Regions from separate parts of the Homo sapiens genome. Here regions 2, 3 and 4 are each linked to region 1. Evidence: chromatin contacts called from ENCODE Hi-C or POLR2A ChIA-PET data. All regions are on one chromosome and are shown on one strand. Each heading gives the region's core, a stretch centred on a gene start or an enhancer-like site at or near the end of the contact. The rest is flanking DNA. Distances are from core to core; before and after follow the strand shown. Region 1 overlaps ZNF106 (zinc finger protein 106). Region 2 holds the start of CAPN3 (calpain 3). Region 3 holds the start of STARD9 (StAR related lipid transfer domain containing 9). Region 4 holds the start of LRRC57 (leucine rich repeat containing 57).

Evidence for each region. A loop is a pair of places that touch in the nucleus more often than their neighbours do. ChIA-PET counts read pairs that join two places held with the same protein, here RNA polymerase II (POLR2A). Pooled maps may share reads with other maps.
Region 2: a pooled map of posterior vena cava shows a loop between it and region 1 (2.0-fold over the local background). The contact joins the promoter of CAPN3 here to the enhancer-like site in region 1. A Hi-C loop is called at or near these places in 1 of 168 maps with a recorded cell type or tissue (ascending aorta) and 3 of 50 pooled maps. POLR2A ChIA-PET finds 5 or more read pairs at or near these places in 3 of 52 experiments (GM12878, H1 and naive thymus-derived CD8-positive, alpha-beta T cell).
Region 3: a loop to region 1 is called in a pooled map, with 2.7 times the contacts of the local background. The contact joins the promoter of STARD9 here to the enhancer-like site in region 1. A Hi-C loop is called at or near these places in 3 of 50 pooled maps. POLR2A ChIA-PET finds 5 or more read pairs at or near these places in 8 of 52 experiments (A673, BJ, GM12878 and 5 more).
Region 4: a pooled map shows a loop between it and region 1 (2.3-fold over the local background). The contact joins the promoter of LRRC57 here to the enhancer-like site in region 1. A Hi-C loop is called at or near these places in 4 of 50 pooled maps. POLR2A ChIA-PET finds 5 or more read pairs at or near these places in 9 of 52 experiments (A549, A673, GM12878 and 6 more).

Annotation. Positions count from the first base shown.
Region 1 is chr15:42,469,958-42,473,101 of GRCh38, forward strand. ZNF106 (zinc finger protein 106) reads right to left here. Exons shown (of 22, transcript NM_001366845.3): 2 at 2,279-2,364. The coding sequence starts at 2,332. Among named protein-coding and RNA genes, the nearest start is that of ZNF106, 20 kb to the right of the region's middle. Within about 2 kb of position 1,728, at least 11 of the 41 ENCODE cell types and tissues checked have a DNase peak (open chromatin) inside an H3K27ac peak, as active enhancers do; they include ascending aorta, where a contact is called at or near this core.
Region 2 is chr15:42,358,087-42,361,230 of GRCh38, forward strand. It overlaps CAPN3 (calpain 3), which reads left to right and starts at 1,415. Exons shown (of 24, transcript NM_000070.3): 1 at 1,415-2,028. The coding sequence starts at 1,720. RefSeq lists an enhancer at 1,823-2,323.
Region 3 is chr15:42,574,180-42,577,323 of GRCh38, forward strand. STARD9 (StAR related lipid transfer domain containing 9) reads left to right here and starts at 1,427. Exons shown (of 33, transcript NM_020759.3): 1 at 1,427-1,583. The coding sequence starts at 1,537. RefSeq lists a silencer at 935-1,564.
Region 4 is chr15:42,547,261-42,550,404 of GRCh38, forward strand. It overlaps LRRC57 (leucine rich repeat containing 57), which reads right to left and starts at 1,533. Exons shown (of 6, transcript NM_153260.3): 1 at 1,433-1,533; 2 at 1,091-1,196; 3 at 846-984; 4 at 1-269. The coding sequence starts at 1,174. HAUS2 (HAUS augmin like complex subunit 2) reads left to right here and starts at 1,578. Exons shown (of 6, transcript NM_018097.3): 1 at 1,578-1,705. The coding sequence starts at 1,613. RefSeq lists an enhancer at 1,369-1,838.

The DNA of each region.
Region 1 (3,144 bases), core at 478-2,977:
GGCTTCTATTTAGGCCTTGTATATTAATCAGTATTATATTTTTAAAGGCTGGGTTGGTTGGAGGGGAGGGGGGACTCATGGTTAAACACATGTGGAAAACATTGAATAATACAAAAAATATGACCAGGTGTAGTGGCTCACACTTGAGGCCAGGAGTTCAAGACCGGCTGGGCAACACAGTAAGACTCCATCTCTATTATACACATATATTTAACTCCAGGGCTTCTCAGTATTTTATGTTAATGGGCCTCAGGATACTCAGGGATACCTTACACAGCTTTTCCCCATACTCAAGTCACTTAGAACCTTTTCTCCTCCATAGTTTATTTGGAGAAACCAGAGTTACACTAGTTTGGGAAATTGGAGACAAGCATGGCTTCAACACCAATTGTTCATAGTCCTATCTGAAAATAAGTATCAGTTATCCCTTCCAACTAACCCATTTTGTTACTTTCTTAAGTCATACCACTCACTTAAAGCAGGCCATTCCCTTGCTTTAAAAAAAAATAAAAAGGCAAAAAATAAAAATAAAAACTACAACCAGCTTTTCCTTTTTTTAAAAAAAAGGAAAATAAATAAAAACTACAATCAGCTTTTCCTAGGGCAGGAGTAGATAATTCCAGCCCTTCATTTAACTTCATTATGATCATGGAAAAGTATGAAGAGATAAAAGTATGTTTGAAACCAGAGTAGCAGAGCCAGAAAGATTTAAAATGGCAAAATCACAAAATCATGGTATCACAAGATAGGGCTGCTATTCTATGAAACTCTGATATCACATCTCTGAACAGCAGCCTTTCCATCTCACATCTTCTCCCTACCTCTGTCCAACGTGAAAGTAGTCATAAGGAATTCTGACTTATTGACAATTTGTATAAACCTTCATCAAATTTTTAAAACTAGAAGAGCATTCTTCTATTTTTGTAAACAGTAGCAGGTATATTATTAAACATGATTTTTAAATCTCACTAATTTTTCCATCACTAACAGAAATCTAGATAGAAAAAAAAATAGTATCCACCCAAGTCTACTTGGTGGATCATAATCGACCCTTCAGTCTGGCATCCAACACTGTTTATCAACTATCTTCACTTAATTACAAATTACAGTCCTGCTATTCCCAAGGCAAAACTGTTTTAATCAGATGAGCCTTCTTGCCAACTCCTAGAACTGTCATACTCCATTCCATTTGTCTCTGTACATGTTGTTCTCCTACCCAAAATATCTCTTCCTCGTTTCTCTTAAACCATCGTTACTCTAGACACTTTTCAAAGTTTACCACTTCCACTCACACTTCCCTGGCTAACCTAGCCCATGATCCTCCCAGTTCTCTGCATTTCCAGTAACAATCAAGAGCATCTTAAAAGCAAAGAGAATAAATTCCTCAGTATTTAAACTAGCAGCACTACTCTGAAAGCAAATGATAAAGGCAGGTAAAGGCAAAAAGTGACACAAATTGCAGCCAATTTTAGGTCCTAAAAAGATGTTTTGGCCGGGCACAGTGGCTCATGCCTGTAATCCTAGCACTTTGACAGGCCCGAGGCAGGTGAAAAACCTGTGGTCAGGAGTTCAAGACCAGCCTGTGCAACATGGTGAAACCCTGTCTCTACTAAAAATACAAAAATCAGCCATACCCAGCAGCACATGCCTGTAATCCCAGTTACTTGGGAGGCTGAGGCAGGAGACTCACTTGAACTGGGGAGGCAGAGGTTGCAGTGAGCTGAGATTGCGCCACTGCACTCCAGCATAGGCAACACAGTTAAGTCTCCATTTCAAAAAAAAAGTTTTACTTTGAGCAACATCCCCACCTTGTGGACATCTAGGATATTGTTAATACCATTTCTGCTGTGCTGCATTTTTCACAAGCATAGGCATAAACAGATTGTAGGTACATATAATAGATGCTATATCCTTAGCTAATCAAAAAGTACATGATTTTAAAATTACAGAAAGCAGTATGACTTCAAATAACCTTGGAATTTTAAGGTATCTTCCCTATAACTGGTTACTAAATTTCTGTGTCATCTAGTTTTGAATACGCTCAAATTCTGGATGGACAGAAGTTTAATAATACAGGTACTGGCTTTAGGAGGCAGTAACGAGAAAGAAACCAGTGGAATGAGACTATGGTTTAGGAAAGAAAAGAAGCATAAATAAGACATTGTCAAAGCTTTTCCTATTAATAACATATGTCTATTAATATTAATAACATCTATTAATAACATGTCTCTTTAAAAAATAGTCATAAAGCCTCAGATTCTCCCTCTTCCATTATTACCTTTTTTGAGCTGTACACGATGTGGCATAATATGCATTTTCGTTCTCGTACCATAGTGACCAGATCTGAAGCACTCAACGTCACAGCTGCAATGAGGAAGTAACATTTAGTAACCTTTTCTCCTCAGTACCTTCTTACATTCATCTTCACATAACCAAAATTACAAGTCTTATCTTCCTCACCTCCACCTTGCTCCTCCCCCAGATCTTTCCGTTTCCAGGTGCATAGGGTAAACATTTTGGGAGCCATCCTTGATCCTTCTTTTTCACCCCATATCCACCCTCATTAGGAAATTGTCAGACCTACCTTGCTATATAGCCAAATTCCAACACTTCTCACCACCCAGCACATCTCTCATCCCACACGGCATTACCCTACTACTGAAACGACTCCTTCCTTCTGCTCTTGTCCTCTCACAGCTGATTCTCAAAACAGTGTTTTGAGAGTAGCCAAAGATTCTTAGAATAAGATTCTTTTAAAGTTTAATTCAGAATGGACAGGTGCAGGGGCTCACGCCTGTAATCCCAGCATTTTGGGAGGCCGACGCGGGCAGATCACGAGGTCAGGAGTTAGAGACCAGCCTGGCCAACATGGTGAAACCCCGTCTCTACTCAAAATACATAAATTAGCTGGGTGTGGTGGCAGGTGCCTGTAATACCAGCTACTCAGGAGGCTAAGGCAGAATTGCTTGAACCCAAGAGCGGAGGTTGCAGTGAGCTGAGATTGCACCACGGCACTCCAGCCTGGGCGACAGAGCAAGACTCCAACTTTGAAAAAAAAAAAAAAAACAAGTTTAAGTTAGAACATATACAGGTTGAAAATTCCAAATCTAAAAATCTGAAATCTGAAATCTGAAATGATCCAAA
Region 2 (3,144 bases), core at 165-2,664, 110 kb before region 1:
CTTCCATAGCCTCTAATCTTGGATTATTGAGACTGGTCGCATGGGAACAGGCATGACTGCAGCCTAGGACATGCCTCCACTCTGCCATACTTGAAATGTGCTCATCTCCTTACAGCCCAGGGAGCAGCTATTGTGGGTAGAAGACAAGGTGGAGGCCAGGCAGGCACTTCCCTTCCCCAGAGCCACTTATGCTCTCATCTAAGAGCCCTGAAACCAGGTGTGACATCCCAGGAGTTGACAGACAGTCTGGTTCAGTATCTAATTCCAACTTCTGTCTCAGATGCCTAATGTGGCATGGCTGAATGAGTCAACATATAACCTGTACAGTAAGTCCTCACTTAACATCATTGATAGGTGCTTGTAAACTGTGACTTTAACGAAAACATACCGTGTGCTGTAGGGACTTAACTCTTGTTTATATCAGTTAGCCTGGTTTCACTATACAGTACATCATTTTGCTTAAAGTCACAGCTTACGAGAACCTATCGATGATGTTAAGTGAGGATTTTCTCTGCTCAGGTGCACTTTTTTTTTTTTTTAAGACGGAGTCTCTTTCTGTCACCTGGGCTGGAGTGCAGTGGCGTGATCTGGGTTCACTACAACCTCTGCCTCCTGGGTTCAAGCAATTCTTCTGTCTCAGCCTCCCAAGTAGCTGGGATTACAGGCACCCGCCGCCACACCCGGCTTATTTTTGTATTTTTAGTAGAGACAGGGTTTCACTATTGTTGGCCATGCTGGTCTCGAACTCCTGACCTCATGTGATCCACCCGCCTCGGCCTCCCAAAGTGCAGAGATTAGAGACGTGAGCCACATGGCCCAGCAGGACCACTTTTTAGCAGATTCAGTCCCAGTGTTCATTTTGTGGATGGGGAGAGACAAGAGGTGGCAAGGTCAAGTGTGCAGGTAGAGACAGGGATTTTCTCAAATGAGGACTCTGCTGAGTAGCATTTTCCATGCAGACATTTCCAATGAGCGCTGACCCAAGAACATTCTAAAAAAGATACCAAATCTAACATTGAATAATGTTCTGATATCCTAAAATTTTAGGACTAAAAATCATGTTCTCTAAAATTCACAGAATATTTTTGTAGAATTCAGTACCTCCCGTTCACCCTAACTAGCTTTTTTGCAATATTGTTTTCCATTCATTTGATGGCCAGTAGTTGGGTGGTCTGTATAACTGCCTACTCAATAACATGTCAGCAGTTCTCAGCTTCTTTCCAGTGTTCACCTTACTCAGATACTCCCTTTTCATTTTCTGGCAACACCAGCACTTCATGGCAACAGAAATGTCCCTAGCCAGGTTCTCTCTCTACCATGCAGTCTCTCTTGCTCTCATACTCACAGTGTTTCTTCACATCTATTTTTAGTTTTCCTGGCTCAAGCATCTTCAGGCCACTGAAACACAACCCTCACTCTCTTTCTCTCTCCCTCTGGCATGCATGCTGCTGGTAGGAGACCCCCAAGTCAACATTGCTTCAGAAATCCTTTAGCACTCATTTCTCAGGAGAACTTATGGCTTCAGAATCACAGCTCGGTTTTTAAGATGGACATAACCTGTACGACCTTCTGATGGGCTTTCAACTTTGAACTGGATGTGGACACTTTTCTCTCAGATGACAGAATTACTCCAACTTCCCCTTTGCAGTTGCTTCCTTTCCTTGAAGGTAGCTGTATCTTATTTTCTTTAAAAAGCTTTTTCTTCCAAAGCCACTTGCCATGCCGACCGTCATTAGCGCATCTGTGGCTCCAAGGACAGCGGCTGAGCCCCGGTCCCCAGGGCCAGTTCCTCACCCGGCCCAGAGCAAGGCCACTGAGGCTGGGGGTGGAAACCCAAGTGGCATCTATTCAGCCATCATCAGCCGCAATTTTCCTATTATCGGAGTGAAAGAGAAGACATTCGAGCAACTTCACAAGAAATGTCTAGAAAAGAAAGTTCTTTATGTGGACCCTGAGTTCCCACCGGATGAGACCTCTCTCTTTTATAGCCAGAAGTTCCCCATCCAGTTCGTCTGGAAGAGACCTCCGGTGAGTAGCTTCCTGCTTGCTGGCTGGGTTTTCCCCCCACGGAGGAGTCCTCTCACTCAGCACCTCCGGCAGCTCAGCTGTGCACATGGGCACTGGGGGAAGGATCCTGGCAGCAGCTCTGCTGGGCTCTGTCTTTAAGTGTGAAGCAGGGAGGAGAGGAACAGGTCTCAGATATTTCACCAAATCTCAGCAAAATCCAGAGGGAGAGCGCAGGAGGTGGGGCTGATTCTTATGCTCTGGCTCTTTCTCTCTGAAAAAAAAAAAAAAATCTTGCTTTTTATAAAAGTGGGTGGAACTCAGTTTAATTCATCCTGTAAAAATAAATATTCCTTTCTCAGAACAAATTCCAGACAGCCCAGATGTACCTGTTCGTTTTAAATATTATTCATCTTTGTAAGATTATTTCAGTTTCTCTGGCTAAAATCATGATGTTATTCTTCTTTAATTTACCAATGGCCATATCTTTCTGAAACACAGAAACCCTAGAAAGAGAAGAGTCATAGGCAAGGAATATTTTTTCATGCATAAAATGTTGGGGTTAAAGAGAGAGAGACCTAGCAATCGCTTTTGTCCACCTACCTCACCTCATAAGTGAGGAGTCAAGGCACACTAGAGTGAAATATATCTAGTGGGCACATGACAGAGCCCGGATTAAAACTTTCTGTTTTAGGAAACTCTCCCAGCCTCTGGGTTTCATTTACAGTGATCGCCAGGAGGGAAATCACATTCCCCTGGCTCACCTCTCTGATCATCCCTCCAGTGTGACTCTTGTTCTTAATTCGAGAAATATTTATTGAGCATCTACTAGTGCCAGCACTGGGCAAGCAACTGGGGGGACAGCAGTGAGTAAGAAAGACCAAAATTCCAGCTGTCTTGGAACCTAGGGTCCTGAAGGGAAGATGGGCATTGAACAAGAGTGACATTGTCAGGAGACGATGTTCTGGGTGCCACAGGATCATGTGGCAAGGAGAGCTAACCTGGTCCAGGGAGACAAACCCTCTCTGAGGAAATGATGACAAGCTGAGACCCAATACTATTGATTAGCCATGGTTTTCTTTAACCTAAGGTGGGCCAGGCATGGTGGCTCATGCCTATAAACCCAGCATTTTGGAAGGC
Region 3 (3,144 bases), core at 177-2,676, 100 kb after region 1:
ATTTGATAAATTTGGAAAGGTTTGGTTTAAAATATGTCAAGATAACAAGAGAAGCAGCTTCTGCTGACCAAGAGGGAGCAAATGAGTTCCTAGACACCATTAAGGAAATAATTGAGAAGAAAGGGTATCTGCCTGAACAGCTTTTCGGTGCATATGCAAGTTCCCTATTCTGGAAAAATAAATGCCACAAAGGACATTTATTAGTAAGGAAGAGAAGCAAGCACCAGGATTTAAGGCAGGAAGGGATACGCTAATATTTTGTGCAAATGCAGTTGGGTTTATGATCAGCACTGCCCTTATCTATATGGCTGCTAACCCTCAAGCCTTGAAGGGAAAAGATAAACACCAGCCACCTGTCTTTTGGTTGTACAAGAAGACCTGGACAATAACCCTTTATCTGAATTGGTTCCATCTATGCTTTGTCCCTGATGTCAGGAAGTACCTTGCCAGTAAGGGACTGCCTTCTATTTTTTTATTTTATTTTTTTTAGACAGGGTTTTGCTCTGTCGCCCAGGCTGAAGTACAGTGGCGCGATCCAGGCTCACTGCAGCCTCCGCCTCCAGGGTTCAAGTAATTCTCCTGCCTCAGCCTCCCGGGTAGCTGGAATTACAGGCGCACGCCAACAGGCCCGGCTAATTTTCGTATTTTGAGTACAGACGGGGTTTCACCAGGTTGGTCAGGCTGAACTCGAACCCCTGACCTCAGGTGATCTCGCTTCAGCCTCCCAAAGTGCTGGGATTACAGACGTGAGCCACTGCACCCGGCCTGCCTCGAAAATTTAACCACAGAATTGACAGTTCAAGCGAACGCAGAGAATAAAAGTATTTAGCAAATTACTTTGCAAACTTTCGGACCAAAAGTTGATTTACTTGACTTTACATAGCACGGACACCTAGTCGAGGAACAAAAACTATTTCTGGGTAAGCGGGGCCAGGAACAACAGACTTAGCACTGAGTCCTCGCGGCCCACTCGGCTCAGGATTGGCTGAAGCTGGGCCGGCACTGCTGGGCCCGGTGCGGCACGCGCATGGGTGGGGGCGTCCCAAGAGGCTGTAGGGCGGAGCGAGGCGGGGCGAGCCCGGGCGTCCTCCCGCCCACCGACTAGCCAAGGCTCGGCGGGCACCACCCAGCTCGGGATGCAGCGCGTGTTTGGGCGGGGGCGACCCGGGAGGCTTCGGATGGAACGAGGCGGAGCGAGCCCTGGCATCCTCCCGCCCACCAGGCTAAGGACTGGCCGAACGTCCACACGGGCCCGCCTGCTCTGGCTGCGGCGCGTGTTTGGGCGGGGGCGAGTCAGGAGGCTTTAAGGAGGATTGAGGGGAGGCGGGGCCGGGAGTTCTCCCGCCCACCGGGCTCAGGATTGGCCGAAGCTAGGCAGGCACCGCCCCGCTCGGGCGGCAGCTCGCGTCCGCGCGGCGGCGTCCCCAGAGGCGCGTGGGGCGGGCGGGGCTGGGTTGGGGCTGTGTCTGGGCTTAGGGCGGGGGCCTGGGATGCTGCCGCTGAGCTGACCCGCTGGACTTGGGTTGTGGCAGACGGATGGCGAACGTGCAGGTCGCCGTGCGGGTCCGGCCGCTCAGCAAGAGGTGAGTCTCCGCGGGAGAGGGCGCCTGAGGCTTCACAGGAGCTGAAAAGAGCGGGAGGTCCGCGTCTCCCCCTGCAGAGATTCTGGCGCGCAGAAATCGGTGACAAAGTGACCCGGGGGGTCGGGGTCCGGAATCCACGGAGGCCTGGCGGGACGGGACCTCAGTCGAGCTTTCGCGTTGTGTCCTGGGGATAGCGGTTCCCGGACGGCCGCGGGAGGGCTGCCCTGGGTGAGCGTCGCTGGCGTCCTGCCAGCAGGAGTTTCGAGGGACGGCGGCTCGAGGCTTGCTGCATCGGGTTGGGCCTTTGAGAAAGGCTGGGAGAGGGATGAGCATTCTCCTCTCTCTTTCTGGGGGCTTGGGAGTACCCATGAGGACTGAGGCTGAATGGTGTGTGTTTCTGGGTGCGCGTGGGCTTCTCTGCGAAGATGTGGAGAAAGCAGAAGGTGAGGGCGTGAGGGGGAAATTGAGGCCGACACAGGTCGCGGTTTCTTTCTATGCTCGACAGCTGATTTAATCCAGGACGGAACTGTTAAGTAGGGGAAGTTGTTCCAACCCCTTCTTTCTCTCAGAGCCCTCAGTGCCCGTTTTCTCGTGGCTTATTTTGATTCCGCACCTCTCATCTCAGCCCTTGAGACATCCAGTGTGCAGCCACGAACTTTTTTCTCTTTGTCACCAGATGAAGTGTTTTTTAAAGATCAATTAGAGTTTGTTGACAGGTGGAGAGAGTTTAAAGAGCCTTCTATGTAGTAAGACCGCCAAGAGCAAAGGACTTAGACTGTAAGGGACTAACTAGAGGTTAAGTTTTGGTGGGGAAAGGGTGGTTGGTGTGGAGGGAAGTGAGTGGTGGAAGGTAAATCTGGCAGAGGGTGCTTTGGGGACCAGGAGGCACATGTTGGAATTATTTGGCAAGTTTAAAAATCTCTGGGACATAAGATAGCTTGATAATTGGGCAGAAGGATCAAGAAAGGTATCGTCTCCCATAATAAAATTGGGTACTAGTGTGGATTATGTTCGTCCTCATATAGAAATGATTGGCTTTGAAAAGTCTTGTAATTGACAGACTAATGAGAAGAGCAATGAGATAGAAAGAAACAAAAAGTTAAAGAGAATAGGAAGAAGGCAAAAGAGGTACACTGAAGAAAGAGGGAAAGCAGATGCCTGACCTGCTGCGTTTTGATTGGTAAATGGCTTGTGACACCTGGCTTCTTCATAACTGGATGTGGTAGCTCAGGGCTGGGGGGGGTTTTATAAGTGCAGATGCTATGCTGGAGGTAGTCTCTGGTATATTCTGTATTTGTGAAACTGTTCTTTTAGGGTTCTCAGGATAACAGTATTGACCACTCCTAACATTCAGTAACTTCTCAGTTCCTTGGACACTAGGAATTTCTTTCTTTTTTCTTTTTTTTTTTGAGATGGAGTCTCGCTCTGTCGCCCAGGCTGGCGTTGAGTGGCGCGATCTCGGCTCACTGCAAGCTCCGCCTCCCGGGTTCACGCCATTCTCCTGCCTCAGCCTCCCCAGCAGCTGGGACTACAGGCACCCGCCACCATGCCCGGCTAATTT
Region 4 (3,144 bases), core at 283-2,782, 77 kb after region 1:
CTGATTCTGGTTGAGGTTGAGTTCGATGACTTGCAGCTCTCCCACTGAGTCAGGTATACTTCGAATCTGGTTCTTAGAGAGATCCATCACATCCAGGTGCCGTAGGCTACAAAGTTGGGGAGGTAATGCTCCCAGTTGGTTCCCAGAGAGGCTCAGGGTCTTGAGGGCAGAGAGTTGCCCAAAGGTAGACGGCAGCTCTCTAAGGTGATTGTTGTTTAGGCTTAGCGTCTCTAGTTTTTTCAGATTGCATATCTCATCAGGCAGAACAGCTGGCAAAGAAAAATTTTTTTAAAACCTGAATGTGATAGAGCTGAAAACAACTTTGATGAAGTTTATAAAGACTATATGGCAGCCTGCTTCGCCTCTTGTTAATATATGTAAAACTCCCACATGTGCCATTTTTAGATATTGCATTTTACCAACATAGTCTTTAGAAGGTGAGGGTGCCATCAAAATGCCGGAGAGCATTTGTGTGTATAATGGGCTCCTTTTGTAAAGGGGCCCAAGGCACAATCCGACAGCAATTTTGTGATATTTGGAAGATCCTCCCCTTCTCATCCATCCCCCATTCCAAGTTAGGTAGCTTTGTTTACATTACATCCCCAAAATGTTCTTCTCTTTCAAGTCCAAATTAACCCAGTAACAATCATTATAACACCCAATCATTATAAGGCTTATTTTAGATGTAATTACAAGAAGTAGAAAGAAGGCTTCAAGGATTCCGGCATTCGCAACTTGAGCCCTCCTGCACGGTTTCATAACAAAAACAAAAATCAGCTTGTAAGAGAAAACCACCCCTGGTAACAGCTGATCACTAGCAAAAGCCTCCCTGGCGAGAGCCATACTCAGTTTGTTGTTGTTCAGGGAGAGGCTCTTCAGCAGAGTGAACTTTCCTATCAGCAAAGGCGGTAGGCTTTCGATCTTGTTGTTGGACAAGTCGATGGTCCTGAGATTGCTCGTCAGCTTCTGCAAGTCTGCGGGGAACTGGAGAAAGGAGTTCACAGCGTGGGGAATCCCGCACCGACTAAGTTCGCCGCCCCCGCCGTCCCTCTCCCTTTAAGTTCCCTGGTCGTGTCCCTCCCAGTCTCACCTCGGTCAGCCCTCGGTCCTTAAGCTGAAAGACACCAGTTTTCTGCGCCGTTTCCACATGAGCGCGGAGCGCACTGTTTCCCATCCTAGCGCCGCGGCTCAGGTCCCTGCGGGAAGGAAGCGCTGCTGTCACCGCCCAGTCCACCCGGTCGGCCTCCCGGCTGGGGCTCCTGCCCCAGCTCTCAACTCCCGCCGATCCCTGGCTCCTGGGGCCCGACCCAAGAGCGACAAGGAAGAAACGGAAGAACACACAGCCCGACCACCAAGCCCTGCCGCCTTTGCAGCTCTGCGGAGGCCAGGCGCCTCTGGGAGCCTACGGAAGATCAGGGAGCCCCGGACTCGCCTCCCACCGCTCAGCTGCCGTAAGGCTCCGCAGGTGAAGACCCAGGACCCGCAGTAGCCGGGATGCGCTCCCCGGCTTAGTCCCGGGCGGGAACGCCCTGTGACGTCATCGAGCCGCGCCGTGCGTTCGCCCTGCGATCCCGCTCACTCTTGGCGCCTTCGCGGAAGGTGCGTCCGAGCCATGGCCGCTGCCAACCCGTGGGACCCGGCGTCCGCGCCTAACGGCGCTGGGCTAGTGCTAGGCCACTTCATAGCTTCGGGGATGGTCAATCAGGTACGTGGGGGTGGCGGTGGTGTCATCAAGGGGGTGCCCAAGGTGGCAACAATATGGCTGTGAGTTGGTGCTGCTGGCTGTGGGAGTGGTGAGGGTCCTGGTTGGGGTCTGTACTAGAGTAATAAGAGCCCCTTCCAGGCAACAGCCGCGAACGTTCTGCCGTGGATGCTTGGAAAGCGGGGATCTGAGTAGATGGTGTTTAGGGTAGACTGTGTTTTGAGTGTCTGTAGGGTAAATTTGTCCCAGTCCAGTTTGTGGGAGATTAGACTGTTACCAGCCTTTTTTTCATCCAGTGATACTGCCTCTAGACTGTAGTGTAAGGGCGGGGATGGGAAATACGGGTCGTTCTGTCCCCTTGCGGAACAAGCATTTCCAACAACCCTCGTTTGTGGGAAGTGTTGAATCGTATTTGGGGCGGGAGGTGCTGGGTAGAGAAGAGCGCCAGAAGCTCTTTTTTGACATTTTTATTTTATTTTATTATTTATTTATTTATTTATATGAGACAGAGTCTCGCTCTAACGCCCAGGCTGGAGTGCAGTGGCGTGGTCTCGGCTCACTGCAACCTCCGCCTTCCTGGTTCAAGCGATTCTCCTGCCTCAGCCTCTGGAGTAGCTGGGACTACAGGCGCCCACCACCACACCCAGCTAATTTTTTTTTGTATGTTTAGTAGAGACGGGGTTTCACCTTGTAAGCCAGGATGGTCCCGATCTCCTGACCTCGTGATCCACCCGCCTCGGCCTCCCAAAGTGCTGGGATTACAGGCGTGAGCCACCGCGCCCGGCCTTGGCATCTTTAAAGGCAAAAAAAAAAAAAAAAAAAAAAAAGTATTGGCTAAAAAGATAAGACCTTGGAACGTGAATGGAGGAAGAGATTAATTTTGAGAAGGAGAGAAAAGAGACATTAACCCAAGGAGTCACGGAGTGGCAGTTTTAGGTTGGGCAAGAGGAGCATGTCGGAGGAAGGAGCCAACAGAGGGAGAAATTGAACATGTGAGGAAATAATGGAATGCAGTGACAGGAGGGCATGGGGCAAGTGGGATCAAGGGCATTGAGAAAAATGGGGAAATAAATTTTGATATATAGAGGAAGTTGAGAAATTTCACTAAAAAGAAAACAGAAAAGTTAAACTGATCTGTAAAAATCAGCACATATTAGCCGGCATGGTGGCGTACACCTGTAGTCCCAACTACTCCGCGGACCACATGGGTCCTGGAGGCTCAGATGGGAAGATGGCTTGAGCTTAAGAGATGGAGGTTGCAGTGAGATGCGATCGGGCCACTGCACTTAGCCTGGGCGACAGAGTGAGACCCTGTCTCAGGGAAAAAAAAAAAAAAAAAAGCACTACAAACATGATGGAAGATTTACGGAAAATACATAACTTTTTATAGTCAGAAGAGCCATTAGAGACTCTAATACCTTACAGTATTTTTTAATTTAAGA